Regions from separate parts of the Homo sapiens genome. Here regions 1, 3 and 4 are each linked to region 2. A link is a contact called in ENCODE Hi-C or POLR2A ChIA-PET data. All regions are on one chromosome and are shown on one strand. The core of a region is the stretch at or near the end of the contact, and the rest is flanking DNA. Distances in the headings are between cores, read along the strand shown. Region 1 holds the start of VKORC1 (vitamin K epoxide reductase complex subunit 1). Region 2 holds the start of KRABD5 (KRAB domain containing 5). Region 3 holds the start of CTF1 (cardiotrophin 1). Region 4 holds the start of KAT8 (lysine acetyltransferase 8).

The links. Hi-C counts contacts between places; a loop is a spot of excess contacts on that map. ChIA-PET counts read pairs that join two places held with the same protein, here RNA polymerase II (POLR2A). Pooled maps may share reads with other maps.
Region 1: a pooled map shows a loop between it and region 2 (7-fold over the local background). The contact joins the promoter of VKORC1 here to the promoter of KRABD5 in region 2. A Hi-C loop is called at or near these places in 1 of 37 single-sample maps with no recorded cell type and 8 of 50 pooled maps. POLR2A ChIA-PET finds 5 or more read pairs at or near these places in 1 of 52 experiments (Caco-2).
Region 3: a loop to region 2 is called in a pooled map, with 5 times the contacts of the local background. The contact joins the promoter of CTF1 here to the promoter of KRABD5 in region 2. A Hi-C loop is called at or near these places in 1 of 50 pooled maps. POLR2A ChIA-PET finds 5 or more read pairs at or near these places in 2 of 52 experiments (B cell and activated CD4-positive, alpha-beta T cell).
Region 4: a loop to region 2 is called in a map with no recorded cell type, with 16 times the contacts of the local background. The contact joins the promoter of KAT8 here to the promoter of KRABD5 in region 2. A Hi-C loop is called at or near these places in 3 of 37 single-sample maps with no recorded cell type and 11 of 50 pooled maps. POLR2A ChIA-PET finds 5 or more read pairs at or near these places in 5 of 52 experiments (CD4-positive, alpha-beta T cell, H1, HEK293 and 2 more).

Annotation. Positions count from the first base shown.
Region 1 is chr16:31,093,289-31,096,170 of GRCh38, reverse strand. VKORC1 (vitamin K epoxide reductase complex subunit 1) reads left to right here and starts at 1,374. Exons shown (of 3, transcript NM_024006.6): 1 at 1,374-1,614; 2 at 2,750-2,859. The coding sequence starts at 1,442. LOC124903680 (zinc finger protein ENSP00000375192-like) reads left to right here and starts at 166. Exons shown (of 1, transcript XM_047435012.1): 1 at 166-1,287. The coding sequence starts at 793. The coding sequence ends at 1,287. RefSeq lists enhancers at 206-385, 901-950, 1,001-1,050, 1,081-1,260, 2,441-2,882.
Region 2 is chr16:31,711,746-31,714,747 of GRCh38, reverse strand. KRABD5 (KRAB domain containing 5) reads right to left here and starts at 1,504. Exons shown (of 5, transcript NM_001130913.2): 1 at 1,313-1,504. The coding sequence starts at 1,315. RefSeq lists enhancers at 44-93, 1,218-1,337 and a silencer at 1,068-1,127.
Region 3 is chr16:30,895,226-30,898,035 of GRCh38, reverse strand. It overlaps CTF1 (cardiotrophin 1), which reads right to left and starts at 1,422. Exons shown (of 3, transcript NM_001330.5): 1 at 1,368-1,422. The coding sequence starts at 1,392. RefSeq lists enhancers at 836-885, 1,749-2,252, 2,253-2,758.
Region 4 is chr16:31,116,233-31,118,938 of GRCh38, reverse strand. It overlaps KAT8 (lysine acetyltransferase 8), which reads right to left and starts at 1,275. Exons shown (of 11, transcript NM_032188.3): 1 at 1,047-1,275. The coding sequence starts at 1,257. It also overlaps a transcript of BCKDK not described here. RefSeq lists an enhancer at 692-811 and silencers at 982-1,331, 1,231-1,457.

The DNA of each region.
Region 1 (2,882 bases), core at 125-2,624, 620 kb after region 2:
AACCCTGGAGGCGGAAGTTGCAGTGAGCCGAGATGGCACCGCTGCACTCCAGCCTGGGCGACAGAGTGAGACTCCGTCTCAAAATAAGTAAATAAATAAATAAATAACCATTGGGTCTAGCGTCTTGGTGACACCAGCCACTAGGTGTCAGGGCAATGCTGGAGGCAGCAGCTAGTTTATGGCGTGGGCAGCAAGGAAGAAGTGAGGAAGTAGAGACTGGGAGTGTAGAATCTTTCCAAAAACTTGAATGTGGAGGGGTAGATGGGATAATGCCGGGAGAGGAGGCTGGTGAAGGACCTCTTAGTGAAGGGAGATTTGTTGCTGTTTCTGAGATGGGAAAGAGAAACAAGTTGCAGTGTAGATGGGGAGGATGGAGAGGTTGAAGGTGTAGGAGAGATGGGTCACCATCAGATGGGACGTCTGTGAAGGAGAGACCTCATCTGGCCCACAGCTTGGAAAGGAGAGACTGACTGTTGAGTTGATGCAAGCTCAGGTGTTGCCAGGCGGGCGCCATGATAGTAGAGAGGTTAGGATACTGTCAAGGGTGTGTGTGGCCAAAGGAGTGGTTCTGTGAATGTATGGGAGAAAGGGAGACCGACCACCAGGAAGCACTGGTGAGGCAGGACCCGGGAGGATGGGAGGCTGCAGCCCGAATGGTGCCTGAAATAGTTTCAGGGGAAATGCTTGGTTCCCGAATCGGATCGCCGTATTCGCTGGATCCCCTGATCCGCTGGTCTCTAGGTCCCGGATGCTGCAATTCTTACAACAGGACTTGGCATAGGGTAAGCGCAAATGCTGTTAACCACACTAACACACTTTTTTTTTTCTTTTTTTTTTTTGAGACAGAGTCTCACTCTGTCGGCCTGGCTGGAGTGCAGTGGCACGATCTCGGCTCACTGCAACCTCCGGCTCCCCGGCTCAAGCAATTCTCCTGCCTCAGCCTCCCGAGTAGCTGGGATTACAGGCATGTGCCACCACGCCCGGCTAATTTTTGTATTTTTAGTTGAGATGGGGTTTCACCATGTTGGCGAGGCTGGTCTTGAACTCCTGACCTCAGGTAATCCGCCAGCCTCGGCCTCCCAAAGTGCTGGGATTACAAGCGTGAGCCACCGTGCCCGGCCAACAGTTTTTAAATCTGTGGAGACTTCATTTCCCTTGATGCCTTGCAGCCGCGCCGACTACAACTCCCATCATGCCTGGCAGCCGCTGGGGCCGCGATTCCGCACGTCCCTTACCCGCTTCACTAGTCCCGGCATTCTTCGCTGTTTTCCTAACTCGCCCGCTTGACTAGCGCCCTGGAACAGCCATTTGGGTCGTGGAGTGCGAGCACGGCCGGCCAATCGCCGAGTCAGAGGGCCAGGAGGGGCGCGGCCATTCGCCGCCCGGCCCCTGCTCCGTGGCTGGTTTTCTCCGCGGGCGCCTCGGGCGGAACCTGGAGATAATGGGCAGCACCTGGGGGAGCCCTGGCTGGGTGCGGCTCGCTCTTTGCCTGACGGGCTTAGTGCTCTCGCTCTACGCGCTGCACGTGAAGGCGGCGCGCGCCCGGGACCGGGATTACCGCGCGCTCTGCGACGTGGGCACCGCCATCAGCTGTTCGCGCGTCTTCTCCTCCAGGTGTGCACGGGAGTGGGAGGCGTGGGGCCTCGGAGCAGGGCGGCCAGGATGCCAGATGATTATTCTGGAGTCTGGGATCGGTGTGCCCGGGGAACGGACACGGGGCTGGACTGCTCGCGGGGTCGTTGCACAGGGGCTGAGCTACCCAGCGATACTGGTGTTCGAAATAAGAGTGCGAGGCAAGGGACCAGACAGTGCTGGGGACTGGGATTATTCCGGGGACTCGCACGTGAATTGGATGCCAAGGAATAACGGTGACCAGGAAAGGCGGGGAGGCAGGATGGCGGTAGAGATTGACGATGGTCTCAAGGACGGCGCGCAGGTGAAGGGGGGTGTTGGCGATGGCTGCGCCCAGGAACAAGGTGGCCCGGTCTGGCTGTGCGTGATGGCCAGGCGTTAGCATAATGACGGAATACAGAGGAGGCGAGTGAGTGGCCAGGGAGCTGGAGATTCTGGGGTCCAGGGCAAAGATAATCTGCCCCCGACTCCCAGTCTCTGATGCAAAACCGAGTGAACCGTTATACCAGCCTTGCCATTTTAAGAATTACTTAAGGGCCGGGCGCGGTGGCCCACTCCTGTAATCCCAGCACTTTGGGAGGCCGAGGCGGATGGATCACTTGAAGTCAGGAGTTGACCAGCCTGGCCAACATGGTGAAAGCCTGTCTCTACCAAAAATAGAAAAATTAATCGGGCGCTATGGCGGGTGCCTTAATCCCAGCTACTCGGGGGGGCTAAGGCAGGAGAATCGCTTGAACCCGGGAGGCGGAGGTTTCAGTGAGCCGAGATCGCGCCACTGCACTCCAGCCTGGGCCAGAGTGAGACTCCGTCTCAAAAAAAAAAAAAAAAAAAAAAAAAAAGAGACTTACTTAAGGTCTAAGATGAAAAGCAGGGCCTACGGAGTAGCCACGTCCGGGCCTGGTCTGGGGAGAGGGGAGGATAGGGTCAGTGACATGGAATCCTGACGTGGCCAAAGGTGCCCGGTGCCAGGAGATCATCGACCCTTGGACTAGGATGGGAGGTCGGGGAACAGAGGATAGCCCAGGTGGCTTCTTGGAAATCACCTTTCTCGGGCAGGGTCCAAGGCACTGGGTTGACAGTCCTAACCTGGTTCCACCCCACCCCACCCCTCTGCCAGGTGGGGCAGGGGTTTCGGGCTGGTGGAGCATGTGCTGGGACAGGACAGCATCCTCAATCAATCCAACAGCATATTCGGTTGCATCTTCTACACACTACAGCTATTGTTAGGTGAGTGGCTCCGCCCCCTCCCT
Region 2 (3,002 bases), core at 255-2,754:
AAAGGGCTCCCTCCATGGCTGCTGTGAACCTCAGGGACACCTGAAGGGGGCGCTCCCCAGGAAGAACTAACTGGGCCTTCAATGACCTCCTTTTGCAGGCTCAAATAAGACTGAGGTCTTCTATGCCTAGTCAGGGTTATTCCACACACCCGCTTCTCAATTCGCAGGCTCTCTCTTTCAGGTCCATCGAGGTGGGGTGCCTTCTTCCCATCTCATCAGCTCTCCACAAGCATCTAGCGAGCTCTAAAACCTACCCCAGGATAGCAAACGTCAGACCTTCCTCCACTCTCCTGGCACTGCACGCCTTCTGGGGAGTGCTGCCAATCCTACCTCAACTGAAGGGACAGGAGCAGGTGCCCAGCCAGTCAGATGTTCAGTGACCTAACAGGTTTCAGGAAAATAGCAAAATCACTCAAAACAGTTTTTATAGAAAGGAAGGAAACTGTAAGGCACTTACACTTTATACTTCAACAGGTAAGGCCAAAATACCTCTTTCGAGCAAGAAACATGTCATTTAATTATTTCCATAATAGCAGATCATTTAGTATATGTGAACACTTCTAGGAGGTGCCAAGTCCTGTCTCATAACATTTGGCATTAAAGTCGGACATCCAGATAGCAGTAGAATATGGAACACAGATATCCACTGTCACAAATCCTCCACTGCAAAAGAGAGGACCTGATATTTTAATGAATGTTTGTAATTGACCAATTAATCTAGCACACTTTCTGTGGAAATGTATTCGTTTTCTACAGCCAAAGTGGAAGAGAGATTGTCCCTATTTCTTTTCCCCAGCAGCATTCCTAAGCTGAGCCCTGGGATTTTGAAATCGCTGCTCCAGAGGACCCTAAACCACAAACCACGGCGGCAGGCTTCCCATTTCACCAATCGCTGTTTACCTAAATCAACCCTTTAACGCTTTAAGGGTGACTCCCCTTAATTTGTAAGAGGAAAAAGGAGACTGGGACACCACGGGGCACAGTATCTTCCCACACACGAATCACACGCCGACCCGGGATTTCCCCTAAGACCCTCACGTTCTCACCGCACAATCTCGGGAGACGCCGGGCTGCGGCGACCCAAAGACGGCTCCGGCCATGGCAGAGGTCGCTCTGCGGGGTCGGGAGGGGACCGGACGCGCGGGGTCCCGGCTGCCGGCCCGGCCGCCATCTTGCGGCGGAGGGGACCAAGGGCCGAGTTGCGTCCGCGGGGACTCAGGGCCCAGACCCCGAAGCTAACCTCAAAGAGGGTTCCCGCCGCTTCCGACCGCCCCTCTCCCTCTTCTGGGGACCCCCGACCTGGCACATTCACCATTTCCCAGCTTCCGGGATGTCCTGGCGTCTGAGCTACGGATCTCCCGGTGCCTGCCGGTCACAGAGTAACAGAGGTTCTGTCTATTCTCAGAACGCGAAGCCGCCTTGGCCTCCCAGATGGAAGGACTGGGAGCCCCTGGTGAAGAGACTGAGCTCTTACTGCAGCCAACAAAGGCCACCGCCAAATCCCGGAAGCCGCCCCTGCTCTCCGGCTACTCCCGATTGGAGGATTTCCACTCCGACGCCACTGATTGGGTAAAGCTCCAGGCCCCGCCCTCTCACTCGTTCTGCTTTTTGAATGGGAGACAGGCTCATTGAGGTGGGGCCACCTGCTGAGGGTATTACAGCTAATTTAAGGGGTGAGCTTGGACTTGAAATGCACTTGCTTTCCCGTACCTGGTTTTGCTTGTATAAGGCATCTTATTAGCTAATTAAGTTTAAGAAGGAGGGCATTTGGGCACCTTTAAAACAACTTTTTAACCGTTCTAATAACACAGGAAAGACCCTCATCCCATCCTTAGCACCTCTCATCACACGGTACCCCACTGCTCAGGACATAACTGTGGGACTGCAGAGGAAACTGCTGGGGTTTTTGGGGAGCATGCAGGAGGCTTCAACAGCCAAGGTAACGGTGGCTTCCCTTGGGTGTCACTTAAAATCTTGGGGTCAGGGACATCTTTTATCCAGTTGGCTCAGGGAAACTAACAGACAGGAGGATTGTAATTTTTTTTTTCTTTTCTGAATTTCCAAGACATAAAGGACTATCCAAGCATCCCAAAAGGCATTCAATTATACATAAGGCTGAGGGCCTCCCTGCTCTGGAGAGGGATGGCCTGGCAGCCACCAGCTGCAGTGAGCTGAGATAGTGCCACTGCAATGGGCCTTAAACTTGCCCTCTTGTAGACAGGCCACCTCCACACACCCGCTTCTCACATCGCAGGCTCTAACCCTCCGGTCCATCAAGGTGGGCTGCCTTCTTCCCATGTCATTAGCTCTCCACAAGCATCTAGTTAGCTCTAAAACCTACCACAGGATAGCAAACGTCAGACCCTCCTCCACTCTCCCGGCACTGCACGCCTTCTGGGGAGTGCTGCCAATCCCACCTCAACTGAAGGGACAAATCTGGGCAGGTGCCCAGTCAGATGTTCAGTGACCTAACAGGTCCAGCATGCCCAGGGCCTGACCCCACAGCCTAGCACCCCTCCCCCACCTGGCCTTCAATCCAGCCTTTCTTCTCCAATGACGGGATGTTCACCTGTGCCACAATCCCATTAGTCTAGTGACGAGGCCAGGTAAATCCCAGCTGAGTGCCTGTGACTCCACCCTCTTACTTCCCACTCAGGTGACATTACAAGCATAACCTTGAATTTGAGCTAATTTATACATATTCCTCTCCTAGTAACCTGTTTGACAACAGCCCTCACAATCCAGAGACTGGGGCAGCAGGTTCCAAAACCTCACTTTATTCCAATGTGAAATGAAGACATGATGGTTTAAAAATGAGAAAAAGTTCCTGATAAGCTGTGGGGGTGCTTCACTTGCCAGCTCATGCCCATTCCCTCTGAAACAAGGTGTCTGTTACCCATAAACAACTCTCTGTAAAGCCCCAGGTAGAGGTCACAGCTGGACGTGGCTCCCTCAGGCTCACAGGGTAGCAATCTCCTCCCCCAGTCCAGGCTTCCACAGCA
Region 3 (2,810 bases), core at 173-2,672, 820 kb after region 2:
CAAAAAAAAAAAAATTAGCTGGACTTGGTGGCACACGCCTGTAGTCCCAGCTACTTGGGAGGCTGAGGCAGGAGAATTGCTTGAACCCAGGAGGCAGAGGTTGCAGTGAGCCAAGGCCACTGCACTCCAGCCTGGCAACAGAGAAAGACTCCATCCCAAAAGAGAAAGAGAGAGAGAGAGAGAGACGGAGTCTTGCTCTTTCGCCCAGGATGGGGTGCAGTGGTGCAATCTTGGCTCACTGCAGCCTCGACCTCCTGGGCTCAAGCGATCCTCCCGCCTGGGTCTCCTGTGTAGCTGGGACTACAGGCATGCGCCACCATGCCCGGTTAATTTTTGTATTTTTTTGTAGAGACAGGGTTTCGCCATGTTGCCCAGGCTAAAAATGCATAGAATCTTATGGGACCTCCATTGTCTGTGCGGTCCACCTGTTGACCAAATGTTGTTATGCAGTGCATGACTGTACTGCCTCCTCAGTGAAGCCTCCAGAATCACTTCTCCTTTATAAACGAACTCCTTCCTTTGACTTAAGGCCATTTGCATGAGTTCCAGGGTAGCTCTTTTAACGGCTTTTCTGTGTGTATCTGCCTTAGCCTGAGAGCCCTTTGAAGACAGGGCTTACATATTTCTACCTCAGTGACTGCTAGTGGACTTCAACATCATCGAAGTACAGAACTTCATATCAAAATGTGCCTTGAAGGCCCATTTTACAGATAGGGAGACTGACTTCCATTTCCATTTCTCTCCCTGATGCCCCATCCATGCAAGGCGCTGGCCTGGCTAGTCAGCGAATCAAGGTCCGCAAGAGCCAGTGTCTGGCGCCCCGGGAGGGACTCCATTTCCCGAAACGCACAGCGCGCGCCCGATGCGTGCTGGGGAATGTAGTCCTGACCCGGTGCCCCGCCCCCGCCCCACCCCCGAAGTTTCCCAGCACCAGTCGCGATCCTCAGCAGCCCAGACTTTCGTCTCCTGTTGTCACTCACTACTTCCTGTGACTCCAAGACTGCCTTCCCTTACTCTACCCCTTCCTTCAGCCCCCCAGCTCTGATTCTTTCCCGAGACTCAGTGGACGCAGGGGTCCTGCCCCAGCCCCGACCCCAGTCCTCCCCCTGGGTGTACTCGAACCGGTGATCTAAGCCCTGAGCCCAGGTCCCTGAAACCTCAGCCCCAGGCCTCCTCTAAACCCTAGCGCCTGCTGTTTCTCACAACTCACCCGCTCACTCGTTACCTGACACCGGAGCCCTGCCCTTCCCCGCCAAGGCCGCTCCCCTCCCGGACCCGGGGGTGGCGGAAACCCAGACCCCCAGCTCCCAATCCCTCTGACTCCTGCGCCCCTCAGCGACCCGGCGTCCGGTCCCTCAGCCCCTTACCCAGACTTCCCTCCCTCCGGCTCATGCTGGCCCCTGGCTGATCCCGGCTCCCTTCACGCCCCCCTTTCGAGGGGGGAGAAAGGGGAAAGGGCTGGGGGCGTGGCCCGGGCGCAGCCAATCAGAGCCCAGACCCCAAACATTTCATCCTACCCCCCCTTTTGAGACAGGATTCCTTGGCCCTGAGCTCAGCTCCTCGTCCGTGGGGCCTAGTGGGGGAAGGGGCCCGAGGGGGAAGGCAAGTTGTCTGCCGGGTGGACAGGACCTCGGGGCTGGGGGTGTCAGGGCCTGGGAGGCAGCCCAATGTTCTGCCGCGGGCTCAGGCTTGGACCTGAGGCAGCGGCTGCTTTGGGTGTAAAGCTGAGGAGACAGGAGAGGGAACTGCCGGACTGGCAGGACAGGAATGCGCAGGCCCTCTCTCTAGTCTGGGGCGCGGCTTGCGAGGGAGGCTACGATGGGGGCCGTCAGGCTTGGGGCATGTTTGTCCAGACATACATCTCCTGGCCTATCTTAGATGGCTTCCAATCTCATTGTCACACCCACCAGGAGGGAGACAGATACACTGCTCTCCTCTTCTTAGCAGGCCTAGTAACAATCACACCCCGCCCCCCACCCCCAGGAGAACAAGCTACAGAGACCTGGACAGGAAGTCACACCCATACGTCAACCCCATTAACCTGGTGTAGACGGAAAGGAAGGCACATAGGGATGATCCATACTTGGTTTCTGGCCCCCGCGAGGGGCTCGCGGTCTGTCGAGGAAGCCCATAGACAACAGAAGCTAATGGGGTTTGTGAATGAAGACGAGGAGGCCCGTGTGTGTGTGCGCTTGCGTGTGTCTGCGTGTGTGCGTGCATGCGGACGTGTGTGCGTGTGAGCATGCGTGTGTGCGAGTGGATTTGTGTGCGTGTGAGTGTGCAGGTGTGCGCGTGTGTGCATGTGCGCGTGCATGTGTGTGCGTGTGTTCGTGTGAGTGGGTGTGTGTATTGCCGTGAGCAATTGCTGGAATAAAAGAAGAAAGAGTTTAACTGGAGAGGGCACAGCAGATAGAATTGAGCCAGACAATTGGTAGGGCCCACAATCACATGTGTATTAACTGTAAATATTTATTGGGCATTTACCATGTGCTGGGCACTGTTCTAAGAGCCATATGCACATTAACTAACTCCTGTGTTATAGATGCGGAATAGAGAGAAGTGACTTGTCCAGGGTAACACAGTTAGGTGTGGCACAACTGGGATTTTACCTAAGCAGCTTGGCTCAAAAAAATGCTGTCTTAACCATGCTCCTAACCCCTTATACCCTTAACCTCTGGACATGGTCACGCCCAAATTCACAGACACAACAGCCACACCTTGAAACACACACACACACACAACAGCAGCACAAATTTTGACATGGTCTTATCTGCTGACAAGCCAGCCTCAAATAAAGTCAACAAAGACAC
Region 4 (2,706 bases), core at 26-2,525, 600 kb after region 2:
GCAATCCCACCTGGGTGACAGAGCGAGATCCTGTCTCAAAAAAAAAAAAAAAAAAAAAGACAAAAGGGATAATAGTACCAACCTTAGAAGGTGAATTAATGCCTCCAAAATTTTTAGCAGCGCACCTGACAATTAGCAGAGCATTCAATAAATGAGTAAGGCAACCACTACGTGTCTGGCCCTATGCTGTGTTGTTGCCGGGTACAGAGGACACAGTGATGAATCACAAGAAGTGCTGCCCTCCAGAAGTTCCCAGTATGATGGAGGAAGACAGAGAGAGAAAATTACAACATAATGTTACAAAAACTATGACTGAGGTAGGAAAAAAATGTTGCAGGAACATAGAGAAGGGAACCACTCACTTTGCCTGAAGGGGAATCAAGGATGACATCACAAAGGATATGAAGCTAAGAGGATGAGTAGGAGCTAGGCAGGCAAACAAGGAGAAAGGGAAGAAAAAGCATTCCAAGCAAAGGGCACAGGTGGTAAAGGGCGTGTGGTCTTCAGAGGGCACAGTGTGTTCTGGCCTGGCAATGCCCTTTCCTAGTGTTGGCTAGAAACTGGAGAGGTCACAAAAATGAATGCCACCCTAAGGAGTTTGGGGTTAATTTTGAAAATGAGAGAAGGCAGCAGAACTTTAGGAAAGGGAAGCCTGTTGTTTCTGGAAGGTCTTCTCTCTGCGGATGGCTGCCAGGGACAAATGGAAAAAGAAGACGCAGAGACAAGAGAGGGTGAGGAAGCAGCGTTAGCAAGAAAAAGGAATGAAGCCTAAGACTGGGCAAGGAAGTGGAATGGGAACAATCCTGGTGAAGGCCTGAGCGGTGGGTTTGTAGGCGTCGCTCGGCATAATTCAAGGTCAACAGCCTCCCACAACCCGGCTGGTTTCTCAGCGCCCGGAACGCGGCGTTCTTTCCTCAAGCCCCGCCCCTCCTCCTCTCCACTCCCAGCCCCCGGATCTTGGCCTCACTGACAGCCTGTCCTCAGGCCCCGCCCCACCCCCTGGCCCTGAGCTCCGCCCCGCCCCCAGCCCTGGGCCCCGCCCTCACGCCAGGTGCTATCCGGTCGCCGGCACAGGTACGTTTCTCCGATCTCCACCGTGACTTCCGGCTCGCCGCGCGCCGGGGTCGGCGGAGAGACGCGGCCCGGGGATGGGGCGGTCCCCTCAGCGGCCGCATTCTCCCCGGGCCCGGGCTCGCCCTCCCCCGCGACCCCTGAAGTCCCCGCCGCAACCGCCGCAGCAGCTCCCTGTGCCGCCATCGCGGGAAGGGAAGTGACGCCAGAATCGGACGCCACGCAGTTCTTTTGGCTCCGGGTCAGCAGTGCGTGGGGCGGGCTCCTCAAGGTTTGAGGGCGGGGTCTGTGATGTAGCAGGAGCCGATTGGCTTCTGTGGCCGTCCCCGCGGCCCCGCGAGTTGGATGTTGAGTGTGCGGCAGTCTTGGAGCTCCTGGTTTTCCGTGCGGACCTGTGGCTGCAGCCTATGGGTGAGGAGAGGAGACAGACTTACCTCATGCGATGACTCAACTCAACCTTTTTTTAATTTATTTATTTATTTATTTATTTATTTATTTTGAGACGGAATCATGCTCTGTCGCCCAGGCTGGAGTGCAGAGGCGCGATCTCGGCTCACTGCAACCTCCGCCTCCGGGTTCAAGCGATTCCTCTGCCTCAGCCTCCCGGGTAGCTGGGACTGCAGGCGCGCGCCACCACGCCCATCTAATTTTTGTATTTTTAGTAGAGACGGGGTTTCACCATGTTGTCCAGGATAGTCTTGATCTCTTGACCTCGTGATCTGCCAGCCTCAACCTCCCAAAGTGCTGGGATTATAGGCGTGAGCCACCGTGCCCGGCCAGCTGAACCTTTTTAAAGGCCCTGGTACCTGCGGAAGCCAAGATGTGCCAATTTTCAGCGGGCGCTGCCCCCACTTTAACAGGGCAGAGCCAGAGCGGCCGCCCTGGTGGCCTGGAGCCGCACACTCGCGCTGGCCTAATGTCGCTCCCCGCCCCCCCCCCTTTTTTTTTTTTGAGATGGAGTCTCGCTCTGTCGCCCAGGCTGGAGTGCAGTGACGCGATCTCGGCTCACTGCAGCCTCCGCCTCCCGGGTTCAAGCGATTCTCCTGCCTCAGCCTCCTGAATAGCTGGGATTACAATCGCGCGCCACCACGCCCGGCTATTTTTTGTATTTTTAGTAGAGAGAGGGCTTCACCCTGTTGGCCAGGCTGGTCTCGAACTCCTGACCTCAGGTGATCCGCCCGCCTCGGCCTCCCAAAGTGCTAGGGTTACAGGCGTGAGCCACCGTGCCCAGCCAGTGCCCCATTTTTGAAGGTTGAAGAGACTACTTCCCCTATTTGGGATACAGTTGGTGCGGGGAAAGCAGAACGGGTGTGTCCAGGGACAGGCCATAATTCACCCTCACAGGATAAAGTCTAAAGAAAGGACGAGTTGGGCGGGGCGTGGTGGCTCACGCCTGTAATCTCAGCACTTTGAGAGGCCGAGGCGGGCGGAGATCGAGACCATCCTGGCTAACACCGTGAAACTCCGTCTCTACTAAAAATACAAAATTTAGCCGGGCGTGGTGGCACGCACCTGTAGTCCCAGCTACTCGGGAGGCTGAGGCAGGAGAATCGCTTGAACCCGGGAGGCGGAGGTTGCAGTGAGCCGAGATCCCGCCATTGCACTCCAGCCTGGGGACCAAGAGCCAGACTCCAT